3 separate regions of the Homo sapiens genome follow, and all the other regions are linked to region 1. The links are chromatin loops, found by intact Hi-C in ENCODE. Cell type or tissue: CD14-positive monocyte. All regions are shown on one strand. Each heading gives the region's core, and the rest is flanking DNA. Links, peaks and the distances in the headings are about the cores only.

Region 1 (10,221 bases), core at 1,533-9,532:
GGATGTCTGTGAAAGGATTTTACGGGATTATAGTTTGTTTTCTTTCTTTTTAAAAAATGTCCACACTTTCTTTTTAATTTTTAATTTTTGTGGGGACATAGGAGGTGTATATATTTATAGGGTACATGAGAGATTTTGATACAGGTATGCAATGGATAATAATCACGTCAGGGTAAATGGGGTATCCGTCACCTCAAGCACTTATCTTTTGTGTTACAATCCTATTACACTATTTTAGTTATTTTAAAATATACAATTGTTATTCTTGACTATAGTCCCTTTGTTGTGCTATGACATACTGTTTTATCAATTCTTTTTATTTTTTGTACCCACTAACCATCCCTACTTCCCCCTACCCCCATCCCCTGACTACCCTTCCCAGCTTCTGGTAACCGTCCTTCTACTCTATATATCCATCAGTTCAACTGTTTTGATTTTTAGATCCCACAAATAAGTGAGAACGAGTGATATATGTCTTTCTGTGCCTGGCTTATTTCACTTAACATAATGCCCTCCAGTTTCACCCATGTTGTTGCAAATAACTGGATCTCACTCTTTTTCATGGCTGAATAGTACTCCATTGTGTATATGTACCCCATTGTGTATATGTACCATCTTTTCTTTATCCATTCATCTGTTGATGGACACTTAGGTTGCTTCCAAATTCTAGCTATAGTGAATAGCGCTGCCACAAACATGGGAGTGCACATCTCTCTCTGATAGACTGACTTCCTTTCTTTTGGGTGTATACCGAGTAGTGAGTTTGCTGGATCACATGGTAGCTTTATTTGTTTTTTGAGGAATTTTCAAACTTTTCTCCATAGTGGTTGTACAAATTTGCATTTCTGCCAGCAGCGTAGAGGGTTCTCCACATCTTCACCGCATGTGTTATCGCCTGTCTTTTGGAGCCTGTCTTTTGGATAAAAACCGAAAAAAACTCAAGCTTTCTATGACGTGGTCCTGTCTATAACAGCAAGGACTTGGGAGTCAGCTGCCTGGGTTTTATTCTGGCTCCACTCTCTACAACAGGGGTGTTCAAACTTTTGGCTTCCCTGGGCCACATTGGAAGAAGAAGAATTGTCTTGGACCACGTGTAAAATACACTAACACTAACGATAGCTGATGAGCTAAAAAAAAAGAAAATCACAAAAAAACCATAATGTTTTAAGAAAGTTTACAAATTTGTGCTGGGCTGCATTCAAAGCCCTCCCGGGCCACAAATGGCCTGCAGCCCATGGGCTGGACAAGTTTGCCCTACAAGCTTTATGACTGTGGGCAAATCCGTAGCCCTTCTGTGCCTCAGTTTCCTCATCTCTCAGCAGTGAGGATTAAACATCGCAATATATTTATATAAACACACAGAAGAGTTTCTGGCTTGTAGCAAATATCACGTTAAGTGTTCGCAAGTTTTAGTAAAAACAATAAACGATTTAACAATGTTAATTATTTTCTTCATTAAATGCATCCCATAAAAACACCTGCTTCAATAATTGCTTCTTGCTATTTCTTCACTAAAAGGAGAAACATATTAAAAGACAAGATCAAGTTGAGAAGTACGAACAGACAAGATTTCATCAAGCAGGACACCTCTTTTCTAAAGAAATTATCTTCTCTAAAGCAGAAATCCCTTGCATAAGGGCCCTGGCACTGGGAAGTTTTGGAGGGAAGATGGCAGGAGTGTGGTCTGTGGTCAGGAAAGAGGAAATGCACTAAGAATAAGTCTCTGTTTTTTGAAAAGCCAAGTCTTGGCAAAAATGCACAGGTGGGGCCAGTTGCAGTGGCTCACACCTGTAATCCTAGCACTTTGGGAGGCCGAGGTGGGTGGATCATGAGGTCAGGAGTTTGGGACCAGCCTGTCCAATATGGTGAAACCCTGTCTCTACCAAAAAAAAAAAAAAATACAAAAATTAACCAGGCATGGTGGCACGCTTATGTAGTCCCAGCTACTCAGGAGGCTGAGGTAGGAGAATCGCTTGAATTCGGGAGGCGGAGGTTGCGTGACCTGAGATCATGCCACTGCACTCCAGCCTGGGCAACAGAGTGAGACTCCGTCTCAAAAAAAAAAAAAAATGCACAGGTAGGGTTTTGGATCTGATAATATCTTTCCCACATTTTGCTCCCAAACAGGCTGCATCTTTCTTTTGTGTTTATTTCACCATCTTGATGGGAAAGAATATTTTCATTCCTGGGGCAGAGATCAAATTTTAAAAATGATCACGAACTATTTCACTGCCCTTTAAATCATTAAATCAGGGGATGGAGCGCCCAAGCATTTTAATTTGGCCGCCGTTATGTTCTGGAGCTACCAAGTCAGACACGGAGGTGCATGCAGACTCTTTCTCTCTATGATCGTTATTTCTGTTTGGTCAGCCGGATTTCAAAGCTCAGCATTACTGGTCTGTGTGTTCTAGGTGGCCTGTGCTGCTCGTGAGCAATAGCGGTTCTGAAGCAATTGCTTTCTGTTTCCTTGATTCCCAGTGAGAAAGCCTTCTCTCTCTTTGATGGAAAGTATCTGGCTCTGGAATCTGAAGATCCTAGCTCCCACTGTCGTGGTGGTTTCTTCTTATCCTTGGCCGGGATTTTAACACAGGGCCCAGGGCAGCCAGGCTGTAATCCCCCAGGGTTACCTCCAGAGACGCATGGAGTCATTTTTGTCTTGCAATACATTTCCTGTTTACCTAAGTGGCTTTGCAGGGGAGACGGCGAACCTCTGTGGGAAAATCGTAGTAATACCTGTCTTTTGTGTTGCCTGGCTATGCTCCTTGCAGGCTTCATTTAGTTAATCTTCAAAACATCTAGGAGAATAAACGACCCTTTCCATTTTATAGACAAAGAGATAAACACATACAGAAAAGCACAGGGAAGCATCATCACTGGTGGACATCTTTAGTGAGCACCTGATAACATTCCCAGCAAGATTTAAAACGGGACCTTTAACTTCTACCGCTTTCCAGCCAAGACATTTCATTGCACACAGTGGGTGAATCAAACTAAAATGAAGAATACATTCAAGGTTCCCGTCTCCCTTGCAAAGGAGTCACGTGGACTTTGGGGAACGGAGGGATTCACTGCAGCGGCCATCGTAGGGGAGACCCCATTGTAAGAGGGCATGGGGGGCAAGGGGCAGAGGAAACGGCCCAGAGGGGGCTGGGGGGTGGCTGGTTTGCTTGCATTTGTGTCAGCCTGGGAGGCGGGGAGGGGGTGTCTCCGTAAAATGAGATACTCTGGTGGCTTATCTTTCTGCACTGAGAGTGGGATTGTTTCAGAGATTAGGTTGATGGGCTAGAAGCCCCTGAACTTCTGGGAAAGCGTCCCTGCCACGATGGCAGCTGACACCCCAGAGTTTATCTATGATGGAGTCTTAGCACTGACGCAAACGCTTAATGAAGCTAACTAAGGGCAGGAGATCCAGGGCACTGGCCCAGCTGAGGAAACAGGGGATGAGGGGGATGAGGGGGATGAGGGGGAGCTCATTCCAACCCAAGGAGTGGCCTCCAGCACAGCCCAAGACAGCAGTGACGGCAGAACCCAGCACCTGCGACCAAAAGCATTTCCCTAGGACACATTTGCACTTTCATGGAATGAGGGGTCTGATTCCAGTTCTCTGTGTTCTCAAAATCCTAAATTCTATGAGTCTTGTCTGGGAAAAGCACATGAGAATGTCAGGTGCTCAGACAGGAGCCAACAGGTGGTTTCACCTGATGGCCTCTGAGGCTGTTTGTAGGGACAGCACCACCGATCCCTTGACAACTACTGAACAGGGAGGCGAAAAGAGACACTCTGTTCAGAAGGCTAGTCCAACAGAAGGGTGCAGAGTGGTTAGAAGAGAAACGGAGGCAGACACAGTGGCCCTCAGAGCAGTCAGTAGGAAGAAGTATAACACCGTGAGACAGGCAGTTGGGTGGGCCTGAAACAAAGGTGGTAGATGCCAGGAATATGAACAGCCAGCTGGCTGGGAATGTCACAAGAGGGGCCCAGACCCAAGCTTGCTACAGTTGTAAATCTGAGACACTGAGACGTAGGGTGATGTTTGCAGCTGAGAATTTAATGGAGAAGTGGTTTAAAAATAGGCAATACTGTAGTTTTTCACTGTGATTCCACTACTGATGTTTTGCTGGGGGGAGGTAGAGAAGAGCCTCTACCTTCCAGTGACGTGGAAGGACTGAAGCTCCTCAGAAATCAGAAACATCTGTTACCAGCATTTCCTGGGCACAATAGCAGAGGGTATACTGAATATTTTCTTTAAATGGAGGTAAAATTCACCTATCGTAAAATTAACCATTTTAGCTGGGCATGGTGGCTCATGCCTCTAATCCCAAAGCTTCGGGAGGCTAAGGCAGGAGGATTGCTTCAGCTGAGGAGTTTCAGGCTAGCTTGGGCAACATAGCAAGACCCTATCTCTTAAAAGAAATTAACCATTTTAGAGTGAACAATTCAGTGGTATTTAGTACATTCTCGATGCTGTATGGCACCATCACTATCTATTTCTAGAACTTTTTCATCACCCCATAAAAGCACCTGACATCAATGAAACAGTCACTCCCCAATCATCCTCAATCTGCTTTGTGTCTCTGGACTTGCCTATTCTGGATATATCATGTAAATTGAATCGTGCAACATGTGGTCTTTGGGGACCAGCTTATTTCACTGGGCAGGATGTTTTCAAGGTTCATCCAAGTTGTAGCACGTGTCAGAACTTCATTCCTTTTTTATGGCTGAGTAATATTCCAACGTGTGAATTGAACCCATTTTGTTTATCCGTTCACCCATTGATGGACATGTGGGCTGTTTCTACCTTTTGGCTGCATTGATTAGTGCTGCTATGAGCCTTTGTATAATACGTTGAGTGTTTCATGAGTATCATTTCTTGTTTTCAGAAGCTCTTTGGGCAGCCCTATTTTCCTCATGAGGAGATTTGGCGACCACCTGCAGTTCTGAAGCCGGTCAAACCTGGAACGAGAATTTGACCCAGACACCTGTGCTCTGAGCCACCTTCTGCCGGCTACTGGATTTGCTCAAGTCTAAAGCTGTGAAATAATAAGGTTTTTCAACCCCACAATATGGAAATGTTTTATTTGCAGGGATTCTCATGTGGGTTGGGACCTCAGCTGTACTCTGAACTCCCTTCTGCAGGACGTGGCTTCTTTCTTTCCTTCTTTTTCTCTGGACAGGGACATGGCTGCTGGCCCCTGCATTTAAGTTGAGTCCCCCCAGATGGACCTCCTGTGGGACAGATGCGTCTCCTGAAGGTCTTGACCAGGAGACCATGACTTCCACCTGCCTGAGATTAAATTGAGGTCCAAATTTGAAAAAAACAAACGGGAAAAACCAAGGATGTGCTATTGGAACGATCTGGATTTGGAGGTCAACAAAGAGAAGCGTGTGCTGCTGGAGGAGAGGTTCTCCGGAAGCCGCCCCCTCACCTGGGCTGCCCCGGGCCCTAGGACCGACCGTGCATGCAGAGCTGAGGACCTCAAGGCAGAAGCAGGAGCAAAAGGGCTCAGGGCTTGAAGGTTCCTCACTACATCTCACTGCTCATGACTTCAGCGTTTTTCATTGACTGGATTATTCGGAGCGATTCCTTCTTTAGCAGACAGACGTTCTGCAGAGACTGCATGTAGGATCCCTGCTTTTCCGAGCAATGGTGGAGGAGGAGTCGCCGTCTAGGTGTAATAAAGCGACCAGAAGCGCAGCTATTTTAAGCCTCGTTGTTGTGAGTCTTCATAAGCGGCTCAACAGATTTCTTTCAATAGCTTTAGAAAGGCATTAATATGCTTGAAGAACAAACGCAAGAAATTCAGAATGGGGACACATATACTGGTAAAATATCTTCTAGGCACTAATCCTAGGGCGCAATTTCCCTGCTGCAATATGCAAGCTAATGCATCAGCTAAAAGGACTTTTTTATTTTACCAGAGCTTGAACTTTCCTTAACTCAAATGGGTAGTGACTATGCGTGTAACTGTTCACATTCCTTTTTCTTTCTCCCTAAAATAGTCCCTTCTAATGCTGAACCCTTAAAAGAGCATTTTTAGAATCAATTTATTATTTGCCTTTAAAAATGGATCTGTCAGGCTACAATGAAATCATCTCAAATTTAGTCCACACTGAGTTCTTTTTTTTTCTGTGAACTTAAAACATGTACAGTCATACAATTGAGCACATAATTGCTGTTCTCTTACTTTGTTCTCTAATTGCTGTGTGTGTGTGTGTGTGTGAGAGAGAGAGACTTCCTTCCCCATCACCCAATCTAAACTATAATATTCTATGCTTTCTGAGAGACTAAAACCTGTAGCTTATAGTTTCTCGTATTTTCCTGTTCTTCACATAAACACCCTAGCAGGATGCTGACTTCAGGTTAAGATATACATTTTGATTATTAAGTAGTTACAAACAAGTTTAGCTTCAGGGTTTGAAAAAAGCATGGTGAGCTTCAGGGACAGATCATAGAGGACTCTGTGTTTTCCTTATTCCATGAAGGATGGGAGGGAGGCAGAAACAGAGAAAAAGCACACGTCTGACAAAATTGGTGATTTCAGAAAAGATAGCCCCGCTCCGTTTGTAGTTTCAAGCAATTGTTATGGCTTTCACAGAGTTCACTCAGCCAATCAATCACGTGCCTTTGGGTCATTGAGAAAGGTTGAACGCATAAAAACTCAGAGGCTCGAATCATTTTTTAAGAAGAACAAGGAAATCGTTTCAAATCCTGTCGCCGGTTCTGCCCACATTCACTCAATGATCTGCTGTCTCGGTGTTGGGATTTTGCTCTCGCGTCTTGGAGAGTAAGCCGTTAGATCCAGGAAAGGAAGGTGGGAGGGTTGGCCTCGTTAATGTCCCTGAAGTAGGGTGCCAATCCCCGGCTGACCGGAAGCTGCACAGATTTGCAAACGTAGCATTTCTGTTGCCTTATTGTTATTTTCTCAGACCAACCAGGTTTTATTTAAATCATCACAGCAGCACCGCCCCTTGAAGATGGTGCCTCTGCTACTTCCGTAGAGACTGTTTTCAAGCTGGAGAATTCTTCCTAGAGTTGAGCCTTCTCTGCCCACAGCTTTCTAATCTCACTGCTTCTAGGGACCGCGCCTTATCTTGATGGGCAGGGCTTTGTGTGTGCAAATGCCTCTGAGGAAGAAGTGGACGTCCTTTAAGTAATCCAAAGTGTACCCCAACAGGGTTCTATTTTGATCCCTATCTGGATAGCCCTGTCGTGATGGGCGACGGATTTATTCACAGAAGTTCCATTAGCCCTCCAAAGCCTCCCTGCACAAGAGAGGAGCACACACACCTGAAACTTGCAAAGCCTCACAGAACTGGTTTGAAAGTTCGGCTGGCTTTTAAAATTAGCAAGTTTAATATTTTGGCACAACTTTACAGATAAAACATTTTACTTAAATTTGGGAGGTATTTTTGGTTTGGGGTCTCGGGCTTGCCTTTGTTTTGTTTTGACAATTCCCTAAAAGCAGCCTGACCTTTTGAGGGCAATGAACCAGTTCTGATTTTTTTGAGAGCTTCTTCTTGGACAGGGAAATGTATTAGTAATGGTACTATTCATTATTCATTAGTTTTCTGCATGCACACAGAGCTGTACTGAACAGAATTAAAATAAAAAAAAACAATAAAAGCATCTATTTCAGCCTCTAAAATGACAGTTGTCTCTTCACTGTGCAGCCTGTATGTTGCATCAGTGCACACCACAAATGAGATGTAATGAGCCAGTTTAAACTGCTGTGGACGCAGACAATCATGATGGGATTTTTTTTTTCTTTTGGAACAAACATAGGTAGCTCGCCTGGGAATGAAAACACCCCTATGGACCCCTATCACTTAAAGTAGATATAAGACAAGTTGTGTAAAAGCCGCTTTAGGATTTGTGAGGATTAATTTTATGTGTCAACTTGGCTAGGCTATTGTGCCAAACTTTTTGGTCAAATACCAGCCTAGATGTCACCGTGAAGGTGTTTTTTAGGTGCAATGAGCATTGAATTCAGTGGACTTGGAGTAAAGCGCATTGTTCTCGGTCGTGCGGGTGGGCCTCGTCCCATCAGTTGAAGGCCCTACCAGGAAAGACTAAAGGCCCTCAGAGATGAGATCCCCTAGGGCCCTTAGAGATGGGATCCCCACAATTGCAACTTAGAAACCCTACCTGAGTGTCTGGCCCGCTGCCCTGTGGAGTCTCGACTCAAGATGGCTGCATTGACGCCTCCCTAACTGGGGCTGCTGGCCTGTCCTACAGACTGCAGACCCACCAGGCCCCACAAATGGGTGCATCAATGCCTTGCATCAGTCGCCCTCTTTCCCTGCCCCATATATGCACGTGTCCCATATACGCACATGTCCAATATACGCATGTGTCCTACATACGCACGTGTCCGATATACACACATGTCCCATATACGCACGTGGCCCATATATGCATGTGCCCCATATATGCACTTGTCCAATATACGCACATGTCCCATATACGCACGTGTCCTACATACGCACGTGTCCTACATCTGCACGTGTCACATATACGCACGTGTCCCATATACGCACGTGGCCCATATATGCACGTGGCCCATATATGCACGTGGCCCATATATGCACTTGTCCAATATACGCACATGTCCCATATACGCATGTGTCCTACGTATGCACGTGTCCTACATCTGCACGTGTCCAGTATAAGCACGTGTCCAATATATGCACGTGTCCCATATACGCATGTGTGCCATATATGCACATGTCCCATATATGCACATGTCCCATATACACACGTGGCCCATATACACACGTGCCCCATATATGCACTTGTCCAATATACGCACTTGTCCAATATACGCACGTGCCCCATATACGCACATATCCCATATATGCACATGTCCTATGGGTTCGGTTTCTCAGGAGAAGCCTGACTGATACGAATGTCACATGCTTAGAGCCTCTTAGTTGACAGTATTTATGTTAAAACAATTCTTTTTCTTTCTGAGTAGCTTAAGAGGAAAAAAATATAAAATTATAATATAAAAATATAAAAATAAAAATATAAAATATATCTTGACAGTTACAACAAAACACTTCATATTGCCCAGTGTTTGTAAGATGGGTGTCTGTGTACCATTTTAAGAAAAACAATTTGTAAAATAAAATATTTAGGGAAACCAGAAGTAACTCAATATTTTAAACAACAACAAAAGAAATTCGCTTAAACCCGTGTGTAGATTCAGACATGGAAGTGGTCAAATAGGAACAGTTAACTTGTATAAAGAAATCCCCTCAGAAAAACAAAACTGTACAGTTCAGTAAAGAAACAAAACACTGTATCCGTTTGCTAAAAGTGATGGTAAAACTTACAACTTCACTGAAAAACATTTGTTTTGTGAACAAGTGGTATTTGTTAATCAGCCTCAGTCCACATCATAACTATGTTGTTACCAGAAAGGGGCCGGGCGCGGTGGCTCAAGCCTATATTCCCAGCACTTTGGGAAGCCGAGGTGGGCAGAACACTCGAGGCCAGGAGTTCAAGACCAGCCCTGGCCAACATGATGAAACCCCATCTCTACTAAAAATACAAAAATTAGCCGAGCATGGTGATACACGCCTGTAATCCCAGCTACATGGGAGGCTGAGGTAGGAGAATCACTTGAACCCCGGAGGCAGAGGTTGCAGTGAGCTGAGATCGCGCCACTGCGCTCCAGCCTGGGCGACAGAGCAAGACTCTGTCGAAAGAAAGAAAAGAAAAGAAGAAAAGAAGGAAAAGAAAAGAAAAAGAAAGGAGGGAGGCAGGGAAGGGAAGGAAGGGAGAAAGAAGAAAGAAGGAAAGAAAGAAAAAGAAAGAAAGAGAGAGAGAAAGAAGGGAGGAAGGGAAAGAAGAGAGAGAGAGAGAGAGAGAGAGAGAGAGAGAGAGAGAGAGAGAGAGAAAGAAAGAAAGAAAGAAAGAAAGAAGGGAGGAAGGGAAAGAAGAGAGAGAGAGAAAGAAAGAAAGAAAGAAAGAAAGAAGGGAGGAAGGGAAAGAAGAGAGAGAGAGAGAAAGAAAGAAAGAAGGGAGGAAGGGAAAGAAGAGAGAGAGAGAGAGAAAGAAAGAAAGAAAGAAAGAAAGAAAGAAAGAAAGAAGGGAGGAAGGGAAAGAAGAGAGAGAGAGAGAGAAAGAAAGAAAGAAAGAAAGAAAGAAAGAAGGGAGGAAGGGAAAGAAGAGAGAGAGAGAGAAAGAAAGAAAGAAAGAAAGAAGGGAGGAAGGGAAAG
Region 2 (10,221 bases), core at 1,251-9,250, 43 kb after region 1:
TGTGTCTTCCCTTATGCCAGTACCACACTGTATTGACTACCTTAGCCTTGTAGTAAGTTTTAAAATCAGAAATAGGAGTCTTCCAACTTTGTTCTTTTTCAAGATTGTTTTGACTATTCTGGGTCCCTTTCATTTTCATACAAATTTTAAGATCAGCTTGCCGATTTCTGCAAAAAGTCAGCTAGTATCCTGAGAGGGATTGCAGTAAATCTGTGGATGACTTTTGAGAGTATTTCCATTTTAACATCAAGTCTTTCTGTCCATGGACATAGGGTGTCTTACCATATTTTTAGGTCTTTTAAAATTTATTTTCAACAATAATTTGTAGTTTTCAATGTACATGTCTTGCACTTTCATTTTTAAATGTATTCCTAAGTATGTTATTCTTGTTGAGGCCTTTGTAAATGGTATTGTTTTAAATTTAATTTTCAGATCGCCTATTGCTTATATATAGAAATACAATGATTTTGTACATTGATCTTATATCCCACAACATTGCTTAATTTGTTTATTAGTTCTAATTGTGTTTCCATGGTCTGCCAAACTTTTAAGAAATAGTTGTCTTCTCCTGTAGAATTTTTATTAGAATATATAAACAATAAAAAATTGCCTAGCTATTTTATATGAAGCTAGTGTCATCTTGATTTCAAAATAAGATAAAGGCAATGTAAAAACAGAAAGTACAGTTTCAAAAATCCTACATATAGAGTAATATTAATCAAGAGATTACAATATTATATTTTAAAAAGAATAAATCATTACCAAGAAGGGCTATTCCAGGAGTGCAAAGATGGATGAATATCAGAAAAGTAATCAATGCCTTTCTCCAATTAACTGATTGTAACAAAAAAATTAGATGATCTTCTCAAAAAGTCAACAATGCAAGAAAAGTTATTTAAGAAGGCCAATGCTCATTTATGACTTAAAAATGAAAGACATCTCAGCAACCTAGATCATAGAAGAAATTTACTTAGCAAAGTTTCAGATAAAAAATCTGAAGCATTTAAACATAAACAAACAACTTTAGCTTTGTTCTCTTTAAGTTGAGGTCCCCTATCCCCCCCCTATGTAGACATGATTGTGGGTATATAAGAATACTTTCTGGCATAATATAAGAATATAAGAATACCCACTATCATGTCTACATTTTAATGTAGTCATAGCAGCCTTGGTCAATACTATAATGAAAGAAAATAAAAATAAATGTTAGTGGGAGGAAAGTAATAAGACCTAATTGCACTTGTATGACTGGCCATCTAAAAATCAAGTATATTAGATATCGGTACAAGGTAGAAGCTTTAATTATGTTGTGAAATATAAAATAAAATAGTATTTCTCTATACTTGCCATGTACAACTAAAAATGAAAAGTTTAAAAGTAAAATTAATAATGAGAATGACAATTCTCGAGGAAGAGTGCATCCTTGAAGCTAGATCTTGGCTTCTAAATACCATTCTTCGATTAAAGGAACAGGGAAAGGGCTGATTCCAGGGCTGGTTCCAGGGCTGGGTAGGTGGAGCCCAAGAGGGGCTGGAACAGGTCGTAGTGCCAGAAAGTAGGGAAGTGCTCGGAGAATAACGATGGCACATCAAAGGATGCCAGAGCCCTCTCACATGGCCAAACCTGGAACAATTTCAGAAACTGCTATTTAATAAATAATGGCAGTAATGGATTATTTCCCATCCAATAACATTAATATCCATGCCTTCCTACCAACATAAAATATAATTGAATACATAATGGAGGAGAATCCACAGCTCTTCCTTATAGTAGTGTCACAATTAATGAATACGGAGGACATGATAGCTGCCTCAAGACCCCATTTTGCAAACACTACTTTAATAATTGTTGCAGGCAAGAAATCATCAACCAGTGCTAAATTAGTGGGCAAAATATGATGAGATACTGGATATTTATTTAAACACAAACTCTCTCTCCAGAGAAAATAGGCATCAATTTAAAAGAAACATGGCAGACGTCACCCTAACCAACTGATCAAACTAGATGAGAGTTGTCAAAATTATGTTCTCCTTAAATGATGCCCAGAGCAGGACATAGAATCACATATATGTAGGCCTCCCAGATTTGCCAAAGGAAAAATAGGGAAAGCCCAGTTACATCTGAATTTCAGATGAACAGTGAATACATTTTTGGTATGAGTATGTCTCATGTGATACCTGGGCATTCACTATTTTACTGGTCAAGCATAGTTATGCGGTAATCTTGTCAAGAATGTACAACCTGAATTCAATCATGAAGAAACATCAGAAAAACTCCCAAAGGGAGACATCCTACAAAATAACAGGCCAGCCATTGTTTCTTCAGTTAGTATATCCGTCCATGGTGTTAAGCTCATGAAAGGCACAGAAACACCGAGAAACCATCCCAGATGCAGAAGCCATGATCACTAAGGGCAATGTGTGGTCCTGGATCGGGTCTGGGACCAGAAGAAGGTGTGAAGGGGACAGCTGGTGAAACGTGAACACTGCCTGCGGATTCGTGAAGAGCGTCGCATCAGCGCTGATGCCCTGATTTTGATCCCTAAGCTGCATTTAAGCCGGTGACATTTGGGGAAGCTGGGTGAAGGGCATATGAGAAACTTTTTTGTTCTACTTTTGCACTTTTTTTGTTGTTGTTGTTGAGACGGAGTCTCGCTCTGTCGCCCAGGCTGGAGTGCAGTGGCGCGATCTCGGCTCGCTGCAAGCTCCGCCTCCCGGGTTCACGCCATTCTCCTGCCTCAGCCTCCCAAGTATCTGGGACTACAGGCGCCCGCCACCGCGCCCGGCTAATTTTTTGTATTTTTAGTAGAGACGGGGTTTCACCGTGTTAGCCAGGATGGTCTCGATCTCCTGACCTTGTGATCCACCCGCCTCGGCTTCCCAAAGTGCTGAGATTACAGGCCTGAGCCACTGCGCCCAGCCTTTTGCAACTTTTTAGTAAGGTTGGAAGTTATTTCAAAATGCAAAGTTAAAAAGTAAAAAAAGACTAAAGAGGTAAATGATCCGAACAAATCCCATCTTGCATGGGACAACTTAGTTTTCTCAATGGCTTCAATTGTCCTCAAATTAGTCTACAAATTCAGTGCAATATCAATCAACCTTCAAGTCGGATTCACTTAAGGAACTTATGAAAAAAATCAATGTTCATGAAACAGTAAGTCAACCCTAAAGAAACGTCATGAGGGGGTTTTCTCTGCCAAATATTACGTAAAATCCCAAATCAAATCCCAAATCAGTCTTGGATTGTGATTGTGATTGCTACAAGAACCAAAGGTCAAATGGGATAGGACAGAAGGCTCAGGGATGGCTTGAGGTTTTCCCACTGCCCGAGGAAGCCTCCTTTATGTAGGATACGTGATCCTGGACCGGCCCGGGTCTGTTTCTGAGTGGGCAGTTGGTGGCTCCACCCTGACGCACCACCAGCCATCCGAGGTATGTGAAGCACACACTCACCCCATGACCAAAGGCGTGTTTCAGAGCAGTGCATTTCAGAGCACGCATTTCCACAGAGGCCTCCACAAGGCTGTTCATGGAGCGAGGGTATTTACCCGAGTGCCTTTGGTAGTAGGGAGTTAGAAGCACCCTGCGTGTCCACTCTGGAAGGACAGAGCGGTCATTTTGGAAAGGATCAGTACCGGGGCACTCCTAGCAAGCGACAAGTCATATGTGTACACGTTCAGAAGGGGTGGACCCCAAGGGCACAATCCGGAGTGAATGAACAGGAAGCAAAATAAAATGTGCAACACAATACCATTTACACTGATAAAAAACACTCCAACACAAAACCATACACTTTTCCAGAAAACACAGGAACAAAAAGGCACTCAGGAGCACGGCTGCCGGTGTCAGAAGGGGATGGCGGTAAAGGGAAACCAGGAAATGTGTTCATCTGGGAGGAGACCCTGCACAGCCCACCGATGACATCATTCCGACCCGACCCCTGCCTGAGGACAAAGACCCGCTAACGTGACCCTCTGTTCAGGGAGAGTGGAGAGACACAAACCGTCCGGCCATACCACTGATAGTACAGGTTTTGTGACTTCAGACCTTGCATCTTTCTGGGAAGCCTCAGCACATGCGCACACAGGATTCTCTCAAATCTAAGGATGAACTGCATTCCAGTAAAACTTTAAGTAAAGGTGCCCTTGGCCAGGCGCGTTGGCTCACGCGTGCAATCTCAGCACTTTGGGAGGCCGAGGCAGGTGGATCACCTGAGGTCGGGAGTTCAAGACCAGCCTGATCAACATGGAGAAACCCCGTCTCTACTATAAAAAAAAAAAATTAGCCAGGCTTGGTGGTGCATCCCTGTAATCCCAGCTACTCGGCAGGCCGAGGCAGGAGAATTGCTTGAATCCGGAAGGCGGAGATTGCGGTGAGCCGAGATTGCACCATTGCACTCCAGCCTGGGCAACAAGAGAGAAATTCCATCTCAAAAAAAACAAAAAAAGAAGAAGAAGAAAATAAAAGATGCCCTTTCATGTCTAAGAAACTCCCAGTCTGGGGTTCTACCTGTCTTTTGAGAAACCTCGCGGGCTTTGCTCTCTTAGTTACCACATTAAGCTGCAGCTGGAGTGGTACGGAGGCAGGCCAGAGCTTCACAGCTGGCCTCGCTCACACACACACTCACGGTTTTACCCTTTGTACACACATGTTGGATCATTTCTTCCGTATACTGGCTTGATATACATTTACAATTTCTACCACGCTGTCTCGCTCTGCCTGATTACGGGATATTAGTGAAGTTTTCGTTCACCAGCTATTGAAATCTCAAGTGTATAATTAATAGGAGTTGTAAAGGTTTAAATCGATTTCTATCAGTATCTATTAGAGGATGAGCTGTATTAGATAATGCATCGCAGATTTCCCAGGCAAATGAGAGGGACTTTGCTCTCTGAGAAATGTCATTCTGAAGAGAGGTCGGAAGAGTGGAGAGTAAACAGCTTGAGAGAGCTGCAAGGATGCATTTCCTAGCCCAGAGGATGGTTACGTCTTTGAGTGAATGACTGAAGGAGACTGTGAGGTCCATTCTTGGAAGAGCCTTGAAGACAGGGGAGTGGAAGAAATAAACAGAGAGACAACCCCGATGCAGACTCCGCTTTCAGATGCTCTTCTCTCTCGGAGCAGCATTAGGTAAAAACGGCTCAAGAAATGCAATGGTATGGATGAACGCAGTGAAATTACATTACAATTATTTTTAATCATTTAAATTCCCTTCTTGTCTCATGCTTTTTATGTTAACATCATGTAGAATTTTGCTGAGGTGTGTTTTCCTAAGGTTTAGAATTCTGGTCAGTCTTTATATGTCAAGATTAATTGCATCGTTATGGGAAGCATACTTGAGACTCAAGTGCAGGGAGACAGAATGAAATAAAATTCTATACCATCCTGTCTCCTGATTTGTGCAGCAGCCTCGTAATTATTTCCAGTAAACCTTTTCCTCCCTACCCTTCTTCCCCTGGTTCATTGTTCGTAATAATGATAGCGTGGAAAACCCCAAACGAAGCTCACCAAAAAAGGAAAAAAAATACAGAAGAATCAAATTCACCCTCAGAGCTCTAAAAGAAAGAAAGAAACAAACAAAACAGAGCAATGCAACATCCTGGGACAACTCTTCCTGCCTCCTCACATAAGGTAGCCCCACCTCGACCCTTCCTGTCTCTCTCCCAAAATCCAATTATTTGTGACAATTAAGAGAACAAATGCAGAGGCATACACTTCCTTACTGCTTGCTCCTTGACTTCCGGCAAGGAAAAGCCAACGTATTAGAAGAGATGAGCATGAAGAAAGTAAGGAGGGGGCATTCTAATCGTTTCCATCTGGAAGATGTTCTTGAAACAGGGATCTGTGTCCCTGGTTCTTGCACATTTTAAAACAGAAGAAAACATGCCTCTTTCTGCCCATGCAATGTGATAATAGAAAGCAAACAAAGCGAGAAATCCATTCTATTTTCGCAAGCAGTTTACGGAATGGGGAAACCCATGACCCTCTGCCTCCTTTTTTTTTTTTTTTTTTTTTTGTGAATACGATTAAGACTGCTGGGAGATTTGGCTGGTCTTCCCTGCTCTGAAATGACAGGTTGTGGTCTTGGACTGCAGGCAGGTCACACCTTCAGAGCAGCTCCTAGTCCCGAACTGACTGCGCCCCTGTGAGGGCCACACCGATTTCCATAATGAGACGTGACAAGCAGTGCTACTTTAATCCTGCCTTTGAGGTGGGAATAGAATACAAAGCAAAACACACTCTGATTTCCTCACCAGGCCATGGGAAGTGGCTACACGATTTCAGCTTAACCTAGTTCGTTTTATCATGTGCCGCAAAAGATGCAATTTGTGGGAAATAACAATGTTAGAAAAACCTACGGATGTGAGGTTGCAAAATGGAAACGGAGCATGTGTGAGTTGTGTGCCTTCTGCGGAAAACAGGCCTATGCGTTGGAAAGGAGTGTTGGGCTGTTGGACTTGTGTGGGGCATGTTGCGCTGTGGATGTGCCTTGGTTGAGCTGCCCCCAAAGCAGTTTGCAGTGGCTCAGGTCTTCCAACACAGGGGCTGGGACACAGCTTGCCCTGCAGGAAAACATGGCACATTATCCCTTGTTTCCAGATACGGGTCTCTTTTTAACTTGTGGGTTGTCATAGCACCGTTTATTTCTTTCTTAAAACAGTTTTCTTGAATCACATTTAACTATTCAAAAACATTGCCCTGATACTGATCATTTCCTTAAACATTTAAATAGCCCAACTCACAGAGACTCCCCCTACACACACTTGCACCCGTGTGCACACACACAGATACACATGCATGCACACCCCCACCACGCACCACATGCACTCCCCCCCCCCACACACACACTTTCCTGCATGCACATGCATGCGCGCACACGAGCCCCCATCAGAGCCATGGTCTGATCAGCAATTGATGCTGAAGAAAGAACCCAAGAGAGGAAGCTACTGGCCCAGCGTCATCCTATTGACTCTTGAGAGAGTCAGGGTTGGTTTGCAAAACCATGCTTTCCACATTTTGCTGTTTTTCAACATTTATTGAGTGTTCTGTAGATCAGGCACTGTTAGGCAGCTTATGGGTAATTTCTTTAAGAAGAATAAGTAGAAAGGCAAATGCACACACACAAAGGAATCCCCCTGACCTTGGGGGTGGTGGGCGTCTTAGGTCCCAGCTCACCTATTAGAGGCCCCGGGGCAGCCTTCCTGGAAAAGCTGGGAGGAGTTTGTTGGAGCCCCCTTCCCCTCTAAGTTCCTTGCTTCTTCTCTCCGAAGGTCTTTTCCTGACACTTAGCCCACCCAGCCCTGAAACCCCCCTGCCTCTTCTGCACCAGCCCAGACCCACAGGGCCCTCCAGGCCTGCTCTCAGGGAGCCCCCAGGAGGGAAGTGAGCTGATTAACCAATTCACACTCAGCTGCTAATGGGTGGTAATGACTTCAGAGGTTTGCCCTACTCTACCCCTGCAGGGTGCTACATTTCAAAAGCCATGCCAGCCAGGAAGAAGCCTTTCATCCAACCAGATGAATGATTAATAACGTCATTCCACAAATTGGTGGCAGATGATGCCACTCAAATCATATTACATAAGTCCACCCTGCCTATTCATCAAACAAAGTCCTAGTCGGAGCACATACACATTCATTCATCCATTCACTCATTCCACAGTTTCAATGAATGTCTCCTATGTAATAGGAACAGGGGACCCAAAGAGAAAAAAATACACTCTGCCTGCCCAAAGGAGGCTCCCAGCCAAAGAAATGAAACAGAGCTATATACTCAAAACATAGGCCAAATGCTCTAACACATAAAGAGAGCCGTGGGTGCCTTGAGGAGGTAGCAGGTAACGAAGGGACTGATTTTCCACTTCTATGTGTCTCTGTCATGACCACAGCCCTGACGCCACCTGAAATTCTGCACGGAGGCCAGGCACGGTGACTCACGCCTATAATCCCAGCACTTTGGGAGGCCCAGGAGGGTGGATCACCTGAAGTCAGGAGTTCGAGACCAGCCTGGCCAACATGGTGAAACCCTGTCTCCACTAAAAATACAAAATTTAGCCAGGTGCTGAGGCAGGTGCCTGTAATCCCAGCTACCTGGGAGGCTGAGACAGGAATTTCTTGAATCCGGGAAGTGGAGGTTGCAGTCAGCCAAAATTGCACCACTAAACTCCAGCCTGGGCGACAAGAGTGAGACTCCGCCTCAAAAAAAAAAAAAAAATCTGCACATCATGAAGCCAAATCCTCCAAGCCTGACTCCAGCATAACTTCTGTTATTTAACCCTCCGGTTTGGGGCCAATCACCCACCCAGTTTAACTCGCCTTGGAGGGTTTCTCCAACTCTGGGAGGACAGTGAACTCACCAAGGTAACCAACCTCAAGGCACATTAGAGGTCAGCTTAACAGAGCCTGGTGTCCACTGTGCAGAGGATAGCTGTCCCCAAAAGCCAGCACACAAATCAGTCCAAGGGGACAGCCCAGCAGTTTGGATTTTGCCTGGGAGTGATGGGTTGCTGACAATTTGGGATTCCCCCTACAAACGTAAGAATGAGATCAACATGTTCAGATTTCAATTCAACGAACAGCCCTTCCTAAGCTCCGAGTAGCACACGCTCACTGTCTCTCCTACACATGTCCTTCTGGCACCTCCTCACCAGCAGGAACATGACCGTGATCAGTCCATGTCCAACAGATGGACAGTGCACATTATGCAGAAGACCAGGATACATCTTTTCTTCTTTTTTTTGGGGGGATGGAGTCTCGCTCTGTTGCCTAGGCTGGAGTGCAATGGCGCAGTCTAGGCTCACTGCAACCTCCGCCTCCCAGGTTCAAGCGATTCTCCTGCCTCAGCCTCCCGAGTAGCTGAGACTACAGGCATGTGCCACCATACCTGCTAATTTTTGTATTTTCAGTAGAGACAGGGTTTCACCATGTTGGCCAGGCTGGTCTCAAACCCCTGACCTTGTGATCCGGCCACCTTGGCATCCCAAAGTGCTGGGATTATAGGCGTGAGCCCGCACCTGGCCACATCTTTTTTTCCTCACATTTTTGGTGGTGGGGTGAATGGGGCTAAGTTGCTTCAGGGACTTGGGAGGCAGAGTCCTGGGAAGGTACTTGAAGACCATCCATGAAAGAGTTGGTCCAAATCGCTTGTCATATATATGCCCTGAAGTGTAAAGAGGTGAGCAAAAGCATTAAGTACATGTTTAATATTTCAACAGCTAATATTTTCATTTAGGTCTTATTTACGCTATAGTAGAACTGTGATTTCTTAGAATCTTTTTATATGCAAATCTGACAGAACACTAGGGCTCTTGTACAATCAGGCTATTTCATATGCATGTTGTATAGCGTGGCTGTATAGAATGGGGGGGAAAGTACTGAATTAGAAATCAGGAAATATGAGTTCTGGTCCTGTATGTGTGATTAACCTCTTTGAGACTCAATTTCCATATCTTAAAAACAATGTTAGATTAATGATCTCTTAGGTGCTTCTCAGCTCTAACATGCAATGACATGGAGCATAATTTGACTATTTAAAATTAGTGTAGGCATCAATAATTATTGCAGCTTTGTTTTTATGACATACTGTTTCAATCATGAACATATCATTTATTTGATATCAATTTTTTTAAGGAATGCAATCTCCAACTAAAACTTTTTTTGAGAAAAATATCCAGACAAACCACATGAAATTGCTTATATTTGACCATTTTTGACTGAACAAGTGGTAATTTTATGTGGTTCAACCTAATAGTATCTTTTTTTTTTTGGAGACAGTCTCACTCTGTCACCCAGGCTGGAGTGCAGTGGTGCAATCTCGGCTCACTGCAGGCTCCGCCTCCCGGGTTCATGTCATTCTCCTGCCTCAGCCTCCCAAGTAGCTGGGACTACAGGCACCCGCCACCAAGCCTGGCTAATTTTTTGTATTTTTAGTACAGATGGGGTTTCACCGTGTTAGCCAGGATGGTTTCGATCTCCTGACCTCGTGATCCGCCCGCCTCGGCCTCCCAAAGTGCTGGGATTACAGGCAACCTAATAGTATTTTTTAAAAAGACCTACTTTAAGGCAAGATTTCCAGACATATGGGTGATTTTCTTTTTTTTTTTTTTTGAGAAGGAGTCTCGCTCTGTCGCCCAGGCTGGAGTGCAGTGGCACGATCTCGGCTCACTGCAAGCTCCGCCTCCCAGGTTCATGCCATTCTCCTGCCTCTGCCTCCTGAGTAGCTG
Region 3 (10,221 bases), core at 985-8,984, 62 kb after region 1:
CTTGCAATATTGCGTATTAGTTCCATTGTAGCCTGCTTACTTTCCTTGCTACTTTTTTTTTTTTTTTTTTAGACGGAGTCTCGCCCTGTCGCCCAGGCTGAGTGCAGTGGCGTGATCTCGGGTCACTGCAACCTCCGCCTCCCAGGTTCACTCCATTCTCCTGCCTCAGCCTCCTGAGTAGCTAGAACTACGGGCACCTACCACCATGCCTGGCTAATTTTTTTTAATATTTTTAGTAAAGACGAGGTTTCACCATGTTAGCCAAGATTCTCAATCTCCTGACCTCATGATCCACCCGCCTCAGCCTCCTAAAGTGGTGGGATTACAGGCGTGAGCCACTGCGCCCGGCCCCTTGCTAAGTTTTTAGGGAGCAAATGACCTCTGGGCAACTACAAAGTTCCACTATCAGAGCAGTATAATATTCTTTAAAGAACACCAACGAATACACGGGCATGCTTTCGGTAACTGCAACTCTCTGCCCAGTTCACAGCTAAATACGCTGACATGGCAGGATGCAATGATTTTCCCACATCACATATCAAGTTATTAGATCAGTTTCCGACTCTTTTCAAAGTGCTTTCTCATATGTCTTTCAACCAAATCTATTTATTGAGTCTTTATATAGCACTTATTTTGTATCATGCTCTATTCCACATGCTTTAAAAATATTGACTCACTTAAGCCTCAAACAGCCTATGAAGTAGGTCCTGCCACTCTCCCTATTTGCAGATGAGAAAATTGTGGCCTGGCCACTGGTCCTGTAGTTGGGAAGCAGTAGAGGCAGTGTTCAAACACAGTCAGCCTGCCCAGAGCCCGTGGTTGCAACAACTGCGCGGTGCCGCCTCCGACAAACCGTGAGCATCCACTTCCCAAGCTTTGTTCTTTCGTCTTGTGTGGAAAAGGTTTTATTTTAATAAACTGTATACATCAGGCTTTGAAAAGCAATGTCCCTCAAACCATAAAAGGATGAAACGTGGATGACAGTTGTAAGCCTCTCCATTCCCCTTTCCCCTCGGCCCTGCTAAAGGCCTGCCATCTGTGGGCCCACCTGCCCAGAATCCACCTGGCCAAGACTCACCTGTCTAAAACTCTCCTTCCCAGAATCCAGCTGCCCAGGACCCACCTGCCCAAGACCCACCTGTCTAACACTCACCTGCCCAGAACTCCCCTGCCCAGGACACACCTGCCCGGAATCTACCTGCCCAGAATCTACCTTCCCAGAATCCACCTGCCTAAGATTCATCTGCCCTGAACTCATCTGCCCAGGACCCACCCACCCAGGACCCACATGCCCAGGACCCCACCTGTCCAAAACTTACCTGCCCAGAATCTACCTGCCCAGGACCCACTCACCCAGGACTCACCTGACCAGGACCACACCTGTCCAAAACTTACCTGCCCAGAATCCACCTGCCCATGACCCACCCGCCCAGGACCCACCTGCCCAGTACCCACCCACCCAGGACCCACCCACCCAGGACCCACCTGCCCAGGACCCCATCTGTCCAAAACTTACCTGCCCAGAATCCACCTGCCCATGACCCAGCTGCCCAGGACCCACCTGTCCAGAATCTAGCTTCCCTGAACCCATCTTCTCAGAATCTGCCTGGCCAGAATCCACCTGCCCAGAATCCACCCCTCCTGCCCAGAAGAACCCACCTACCCAGGATGTACCTGCCTAAGACCCACTCCACCTGCCCAAGACCCAGTTGCCCAAGACCTACTCCACCTACCCAGGACCCATCTGCTTAGGACCCAAATGCCCAGGCCCTCACCCACAGACAGCCAGGTGCGGCCGCACCTGAGTCCTTTCCTCATCAAATGCCTTCTGATGTCCACCTCCTTGAGGCTAAGTCTTGGAGCTGCCATTTGCTGCTTTAGTGAGTTTGGGTGAGTTACACTGGCGGGCAGAACCCTCCAAGCAGTGTGAAAGAGCCAGCACTCCCAGCGGACTCACCCACACCAAATCTGGAAGAGCAGCCATGTCTTGTGGCCTTCCAGGAACACCAACTGCAGCCCAAAGTCATCCCTAGACAACTCCCAAGCCAGGTACAAGTGACACCCAAGGCACGCTGCCTGGCCACAGAAGCAGGTCTTTTGCCTATTACCCCCCCTTTTTTTTTTTGAGATGGAGTCTCGCTCTGTCGCCCAGGCTGGAGTGCAGTGGCGCAATCTCGGCTCACTGCAAGCTCCGCTTCCCAGGTTCATGCCATTCTCCTGCCTCAGCCTCCCGAGTAGCTGGGACTACAGGCGCCCGCCACCACGCCCGGCTAATTTTTTGTATTTTTAGTAGAGACGGGGTTTCACCATGTTAGCCAGGATAGTCTCGATCTCCTGACCTCGTGATCCGCCCGCCTCGGCTTCCCAAAGTGCTGGGATTACAGGCTTGAGCCACCGCGCCTGGCCTACCCTTAACTGTTTTGAAGTCAGTGATGTCCCCAAACGGGCAGGTCTTTTGCCTTTTACCCTTAACCGTTTTGAAGTCAGTGATGTCCCCAAAGGGGATTATTGCTTCCCCAGGGAATCACAGTCTAGTGGCAGAGCCTTTCAAACCCACAACAGCTGTCATGCCTGAGACAGCTCAAGCAAGCCTGAGGGACATGGGAAGAGAGCATCCCAGGCCCATTCTGATCCATGGGAATCTAAGAAGGCCTCCTGGGGGTGGCGAGATTTGAATGTATCCTGGAGAGCAGGTAGGCATTTGTGGTAGACACTGTAGTGGGCCACCCAGAGTCCCCCTCAACCAAGCGCTGTCCCGCCAGCTGCAGAAAGTGTCAACTATTGACAACCTCTATCTGGGGACTCTCCAGGAACTGCCCTTCTTGAAGGGCACCTCACCCAAACACAGGTACCCTCCCTGGACACAGCCTGTCCCCAGCGAGTGGCCAGCGCATGGGTGCAACGCCTGGCCTCCTGCCTCAGGGGGAGTGACTCTCAGGGCTCTCAAATTCAGAGCCCTCCATGGGGTTGGCCGAGGCCTCTGTTGCAACTGTTCCTCAGTTCACCTTCCTCTTCTGCCCACCCTGGGTCCTGCCATTCTTCAGGTGTGGCTCCTGAGAGCACCGGCCTGTGAGACCCTGCGGAGAAATCACCGCCAACCGTGTGAGCACTCACCGCAGGGAAACAGCCTTCCACCACCTCCGCCTCCTGCTCTTGACCAAGCCCGCTAGGAGCACTAGGCCTCAGCCTCCTCATCTGTAAGACAGGGGCCAAAATGGTCTTAATTCTCAGAGTGTCATAAGCATGAAATGAGAGCGTGCACAGAAAGCCCTTACTTAGGCTTGGTGTGTAGTGAACGCCCAATAGAAGTGCTTGGTGTGCAGTGAATGCACAATAGAAGAAGTGATATGTGGCCGGGCGCGGTGGCTCACGCCTGTAATCCCAACACTTTGGGAGGCCGAGGTGGGCGGATCACGAGGTCAGGAGATCGAGACTATCCTGGGTAACGCGGTGAAACCCCGTCTCTACTAAAAATACAAAAAATTACCCAGGCGTAGTGGCGGACGCCTGTAGTCCCAGCTACTTGGGAGGTTGAGGCAGGAGAATGGCGTGAACCCGGGAGGCGGAGCTTGCAGTGAGCCGAGATCGCGCCACTGCACTCCAGCCTGGGCGACAGAGCGAGACTCCGTCCCCCCAAAAAAAGAAGTAGCGGTATGTATGATGTTGTTCGTCACAGAAAGCATGGAAAATACAGAAAGACACAGAGAAGAGAGTAAATTCACCCATGGGTCTACTGCCGGGTTAACAGGCACTACCAAGATTTCAGGTGGTGGGGGCGCACGCGCATGCGCACCAACACACGGGCCCTAGAAAAATAAACTCGGGATCCTAAGCGTGTACGCTGCGGTGCCCACACACGCGTCTGCCGTTCTCACCCCGTTTTCTGCTTTAATTTTCTGCTTAAATTGGTCATTTTCTGTGAAATGCACATTCCACTTCTGGGTAGTGTGCACCGCCCATCTCCCCCACGGAGTGCAGGAAGGTGGCAGCGGGGCTGTGTTCCAGGCCAAGGCCACACAGCCCGGGGGGCCGCACGCGGGGGCAGCCTTGGTACACGAGGCCTTTCATTTGTTGGTTTTACAGCTGGAAGAATTCGGATATACTTATTGACCGAGAGAAGAGTCCAAAACTCAGGAGTGGAAAATAACGAAGAATGAAGAAAGGAAACAGGAAGAGGTTGACCTGATTGATGGAAAGGAGCTCCTCTTTCTCCAAAACCAGAAGGAAAAGGAAGATTTAGAGAGCAGAGGAGGGTAAGTTTCCCCCGGATAATATGGGTTCAGTTGCATAATACGGCCAGGATGTTATCTGCAAAGAAGCTGTGGGGAGGAGAAGGCAGAGCAAGGAGCGCAGGGCTGAGACTGTGGGAGATGCAGCCGGAAATGACAAAACAGAAACAAAACGTGACCAAGGCCATTTGGGGTCCAGCTGAAGTTCAGCGGCTTAGATGCGTAGTAAGTCCCATGAGCACTGTTGCACGACTTGCCCACAGCTGTTCACATATGGACTTTGCAGCTCACATTGACTCTGGCCAGGGCGGGAGAGCCGGGGAGCCAGGCAGGTGCGTGGGAAGGGAGAGAAGAAAGGGAAGACGCGGTGCCCATTCCATATTTACCTTAGTAGTCATCCAGACGCACTTCCCTCTCCAATCCCCAAACAAGAAGAGGCAGAAACTGTCTACCAGTTAGACGGGAGGTGTCAGCGCCCCTGGAGGCTGTGGCCATTGCCAGGGAGACCCCACTCTGCACAGCTCACAAACACACCGTGTGTGTGCAGGGTCCTCACCCGCCCTGGGCAGGAAATGGGGGAGTTCTACGTCCACTTTGTCACGCAGACAATGGAGGGGACCGCAGAAGGGGCTTCCCCAAGGACACAGAGCCAGTGGCCGCCTCACTGTGTGCCCCTCAGTGGGCGTTTCCACACTGCCTGGCAACTTTGAGAACAGCCGCTTTCGCTGGGTCTCCAGTGAAACTTGAAACCATTTGCATCTGCAAGTACTTTACTTATTCCATTTCAAAGGCATGCACATTTTTAAAGGGACACTGTTTTTAGCTCCTGCGTCACTGACTCATCCCGCATAATTTGACTTTATGGGACAGGGTCCCCTAAGGAGTGTCCTTGCCTTGACAGTCCTGTCTTGAAAGCTGTGAAGACCAAGTGGTGCCATATATATTGTTTTAAAATTATGGACTACCTAGAAAAGAGGTGAAATAGTAAAAAAAAGCAAAACTTTTAATATTCAATGACAAACACAGACAGAAAATAGGGAAAAATTAAATGTTAATGTGTTGGGATGATTGGATTTTGAATAAATTTTATTTATTGAATTGATATGAAGTTTATGGAACAGGGATAAACAGTTTGTTTCATATGATTATATATTTAGGTATTCGTTGACATACATATATACGTATACATATACACGTATGTATTGCCGTGTGTACATATAGACACATAGCATGTATGTATAAAACATATACATATGTGCCAAATTACAAAACGAGAAGTCGTGTTGCTCATCCTGCTCTATTATAAGAAACCTCAAGCAACAGTAGGTACTGGAAAATGCCAAGTCTGCATGATCCCGGCAAGGGCAGATCCTGCCACTGGAGTTCTGGAATGCATCTCTCCCCACTTGGCAAAGATGCAGGGTGCAGAGGGGGTGTCAGCAGAGGGGCTGGGTGCAGAGGGGTTGCAGACTTACCACAGGAGGACTTTATCAAGAGATGTGGGTTTTCTGGGCATCCAGGACACCCACAATGGGGTGACAGAATTGTCTGTGGAGTGGAGTCCTAGTATTGAACTTGGCAGCTGCTACCGGATGCTCTTCTGGCACCTATGTTTTCAGAAAAACAGGAGCTGGCCAAGAGTATTTGCCAGATTTCTCCCTGGATTGGACTGATTTCTGCACTCAGCCCAGGTTTGTTTTTTTTTTTTTTTGGTGTGTGCCCCCGCGCCCGGCTAATTTTTGTATTTTTAGTAGAGACGGGGTTTCACCTTGTCAGCCAGGCTGGTCTCGAACTCCTGACCTCAGGTGATCCGCCTGCCTTGGTCTCCCAAAGTGCTGGGATTACAGGCGTGAGCCATGGCACCCGGCCTCAAACCAGCCTCAATCTGAAGGACGTGCATACTCTCCACAGGTCCCACAGGTCTTTCTAGGGTCCTTGCCCCTTACGTGCACTTCCTCTCTGAAGAGGTCCTTCCTCCACCATGTTGTCCCAGCCTGAAATTGTCCCTCATTATGGAGACTTGAGTGGTGTCTCCCACTGACTCCTCTCTCAAGGGGTGAGGGTTTGCTTGACCAGACACCAGCAGTGGGGCACACCCCTTCCAGTTCACCCTGATGAGCTCCTTATGCCACCACAGGGTCAAAATCAGGTTTAATAGCAGCAGCATTCGCAGTAGCCACAAAATGGAAACAACTCAAGCACCCCTCCAAGAGGGGGAATGGATAAGTAAAGTGTGCTGTATCCCCACGATGGAATATTATTCACTCATGAGAAGGAGTGAAACACTGGCACATGCCACAACGTGGATGAACCTTAAAAGCCTTATGCTGAGTGGAGGACGTCAGGCACAAAATACCACAGATTGTTATGAGCCCAGTTGTATGAAATGTCCAGAAGAGGCAAATCCATAGAGACAGAAAGCAGATCCGAGGTCGCCAGGGTCTGAAGGAGTCGGGGATGGGGAATGATTGCTAATGGGTCCAAGGGGGCTTTCCTTTCTGCATGAGGACAGTGTTTTGAAACTGGAGGTGATGGTGGCATAACACCGTGACTACACTAAATGCCACTGAGTTGTACACTTTTGATTTTAGGCTATGTGAGTTTTACTTCAGTTAAAAAAATAGATTGAAGGCTCAGAGAGATTTAGGGGTGGGAGGGTAAGGATTTAGGATTCAAAAGAACTTGACTAAGGAGCTGAGAATCTTAAATATATTTCCAGTGTCATTGGGTTACTGGCTGACCTCTGTGTGCTACCTTGGTACCCTACCCCAATCGACGCTTTGTTCTATGAGAAAAAGCATTCTGAGCTTCAAGTAACTGAAGTAACTGATTTATAAACAAACCGTTGGAATATAATCTTTTTCTTTTTAATTGTTGGGGACTATCTGTAATTTAGTCTCTAAAATATAGTTAATCTTTGGCTCTTGCTCTGAATTAATCAATAAAAAAGACATCATAGTGGTAATCTTTGGGGGAAGTGAAATTCAATTTAATCCATTTTTTCTATTTGTTAGCTCCTCCGGTAATTGGTTTGATGGGGAAGAAGTTTGAAGTTATTGGTTAAATAGAGGTTTTTGGATTATCTGTGAATTTCAATTATCCATGCTTCACCTGGCCCCAATTAGCACTAATAATCGAGTTAACTGAATAGAAGTCATTTCCCATCATATCAGTTTTGCTATAGGCTTATTAGTTGTTTCACTAATGGGCCCCCCAAAAGACAAAGCCTCTTTCTCCATCAGGCACTCACACCCCCATACCACAATTTGTCAAACTAGTGCTGTATTGTTAACGGTATGAAACAAATGCTCTTAATAACAAAACATGTAGCTGAGGAGTGAAACCAGAAATGTCTAAAGTGCATTTATAGTCAGAAGGTATTACAAGACATTTCTAAAGTCTTGTTAGAAATTTTAATCAACGTTTTCAAGTGATTTGTATTTTCAATTTCAATTGAGGTTGTCACTGTCTTAATTTATCCTGATTTAAATTAAGACAGCTTTTAAAAGTGCCTGTTAATTTTAGCAATCTACCCATTTTCAGATGTGTTATTTATGTTTACCAATCACAATCTACATGCCTTTTAAGGTTTCAGTTTCTCTTCTTGGACACATTTGTATTTATATTAAACATAATAAATATCTCCCATTCCAAGAGCCCAGTTTTGACCTTCTTTGATCTCTGAGTCCCAGCATCCCTTAACTTGACATATAAATTAGCCCAGCCCCTCCCGGGAGGCTGGGACCTGAGGGTAGTGTTTCCTCCACTCCCTCGCCCCCTTTTGAATCTCCAGCATCATGTTTTTCCATTGCCATGGAGATGCAGCTATGTACACAGAGTGCAACAAACCCAGCGAATGGGAAAAGTCCCGGCTGAGATAGAATTACTAACTAAACAAATGCTATTGGTAACAGGGTGCCAGGGAGGGATACCCAAGTTCTCCTTTTCTCCCCACAATCAGATTACAGGTAAAAGTGCAAACAGCGAGATGAAAGCTGACACAGTGGTTCTTTTAAAGACACAGCGGACATATTACTCTCAGGAAAACACGGCGTTGGGTGCAGAACAGATCGTCACGAGAGCTGTGCAGATGTGGGAGGTTTAGTGCGCCTTTTGTAAAAATATTGCTGTCCTAAACCCCAGATCACGGTCTTATGGCTAAATAAAGAAAATAGAGCAAACAACTGAGAGCCCAACAGCAGCAAGGACTCGGTGAAAAGCCCCGGCGTCCCCTCTGATAGCACTCTCCATATTGTCCTGTGTGGGGCGAATAATAATTGGTCCCTCACTGGCACTGGCACACAGCTACTCGCTGGGGCAGTTTCACTCAAGAATTAATAAATTAATTAATACATCGTTCTTTTTATGGTTTCTAAAATAAGAAAATTGCCTATCCAACCCTCTGAGTACCCGATAAATAGGCTTCTACGTTTTGCTTTTGTAGGTATCATTTATGTCTTTTATTTTTCTTTTTAATGATATATTTGTTCTTGGTTAAAGAACCACAGATAAATTAGAAAACACAACTATTTGATGAAGAAGTAAATGGAAATTTTCATTTAAAGAAAGTCAGTGATTTTTTTTCTTAGATAGGCAATTTACAAACATTTTCTAAATGCAAAAATCATATGGAAACATATAAAGCATTCATTATTTTGTGACTTTGGTAAATATAAACTGGTCATGGTCCAATGTGTGAACTATGACGTTAATTGTGAAATTGTATCTATCTTCCTTGCCTACTTTTTGTGACATACCTCAGTCACTTTTCTTGCAAAACATAATTGAATTCAGCCGTGTGTGTGTGGATTTCTCTGCTTCTGTCAACTTTTCAATTCTACTTGATTTAAGGTTTGAAAACCCCAAAGCTGTCTCGAACAACCTCCCAGCAAGAGCATGCTGGTGGAATAGTTTCAGGTGCCTTTTATCAGGCTTTTCAGTTAGTTTAAAAAATAATATTAATTTGCCAGTTAGTCTCGACAATCTCTGAATGTTTTTGATAGTTATTCAATAGAGTTATAAGTAGTGGAGTTTTTTTGTTTAAATAGCATTTTTTCTCATTCCTGAAGATTGTTTTCTACCCCCATTTTCCACTTAACTTTAAATGAAAAGTTTAAAGTGTTTTTAACTTCTCTTAGAAGTTGTTTCCAGGTAACAAAAATCAGTTAAGAAAATGCTAAAGTCAACTTAATTTTCCTTTTCTAATTTTAACATATTTAGTTCATTCTTTAGAGCAAATGTTTCCTTCTCAGTATGAAGACTTTGTGGGTTTGTCCTGATCAAGATCCTCAACCCAGATTTCAAACCTGGGTATTGTCGGAAAGAAATGGCCTTTTAAAAATATTAACCTCCCCAAGCATTTTGGGGCTTTTGATAGTGCAAAGTTGGCACCCCTGGAGATGTATTTAGAAAAGAAACTTCAATAGAAACTGCTCTGCATGGCCGTGATGAGATACCATAATGTTAGGGCAGGTGGGCATCAGCTGGAGCTTTGGGGGGAAGTCAGATGTGAAAGAGATTGCTGAAGTTACCAATATTTGCCAAATAGTCCTCTACGCAACATTGCACAATTTAAACACCTGTTTTTTAGCAACCTGGTAGACTAGGTAAATCCTATCACTACTTTAGTTTTCTTATATAAGATATGTACTATAGAAAATAAGAATACCACCAGCCTGACCAATATGCTCAAACCCGTCTCTATTAAACATACAAAAATTGGGGGCCCGGGCATGGTGGCTCACGCCTGTAATCCCAGCACTTTGGGAGGCTGAGGTGGGTGGATCACAAGGTCGGGAGATCAAGCCCATCCTAGCTAACATGGTGAAACCTCGTCTTTACTAAAAATACCAAAAATTAGCTGGGCGTGGTGGTGGGCACCTGTAGTCCCAGCTACTTGGGAGGCTGAGGCAGAAGAATGGCATGAATCCGGGAGGCGGAGCTTGCAGTGAGCCGAGATTGTGCCACTGCACTCCAGCCTGGGGGACAGAGC

What was found. A loop is a pair of places that touch in the nucleus more often than their neighbours do. Peaks named below come from ENCODE experiments on the same cell type or tissue, not always from the same donor. Only the 100,000 strongest peaks of a DNase experiment are listed, where the experiment ranks them.
Region 2: it touches region 1 in a loop (1.9-fold over the local background); 2 of 110 quality-filtered maps call a loop at or near these places.
Region 3: a loop joins it to region 1, with 2.5 times the contacts of the local background. A loop is called at or near these places in 2 of 110 quality-filtered maps.

Annotation. Positions count from the first base shown.
Region 1 is chr18:76,585,492-76,595,712 of GRCh38, reverse strand. No RefSeq gene overlaps it. Among named protein-coding and RNA genes, the nearest start is that of LINC00683, 29 kb to the left of the region's middle. In CD14-positive monocyte, for the core only: no CTCF peak of the experiment used is centred there; DNase peaks (open chromatin) are centred at 6,192 and 6,622; H3K4me3 peaks cover 1,453 bases; H3K27ac peaks cover 1,438 bases.
Region 2 is chr18:76,541,892-76,552,112 of GRCh38, reverse strand. All of the region lies in intron 2 of LINC00908 (long intergenic non-protein coding RNA 908), which reads right to left. Among named protein-coding and RNA genes, the nearest start is that of LINC00908, 18 kb to the right of the region's middle. In CD14-positive monocyte, for the core only: no CTCF peak of the experiment used is centred there; DNase peaks (open chromatin) are centred at 6,002 and 6,332; H3K4me3 peaks cover 3,485 bases; H3K27ac peaks cover 5,517 bases.
Region 3 is chr18:76,523,358-76,533,578 of GRCh38, reverse strand. It overlaps LINC00908 (long intergenic non-protein coding RNA 908), which reads right to left and starts at 4,924. Exons shown (of 3, transcript NR_015417.1): 1 at 4,616-4,924; 2 at 3,115-3,195. RefSeq lists enhancers at 3,263-3,902, 4,326-4,405, 3,903-4,541, 4,542-5,182. In CD14-positive monocyte, for the core only: no CTCF peak of the experiment used is centred there; DNase peaks (open chromatin) are centred at 4,408, 4,758 and 8,078; H3K4me3 peaks cover 1,962 bases; H3K27ac peaks cover 1,547 bases.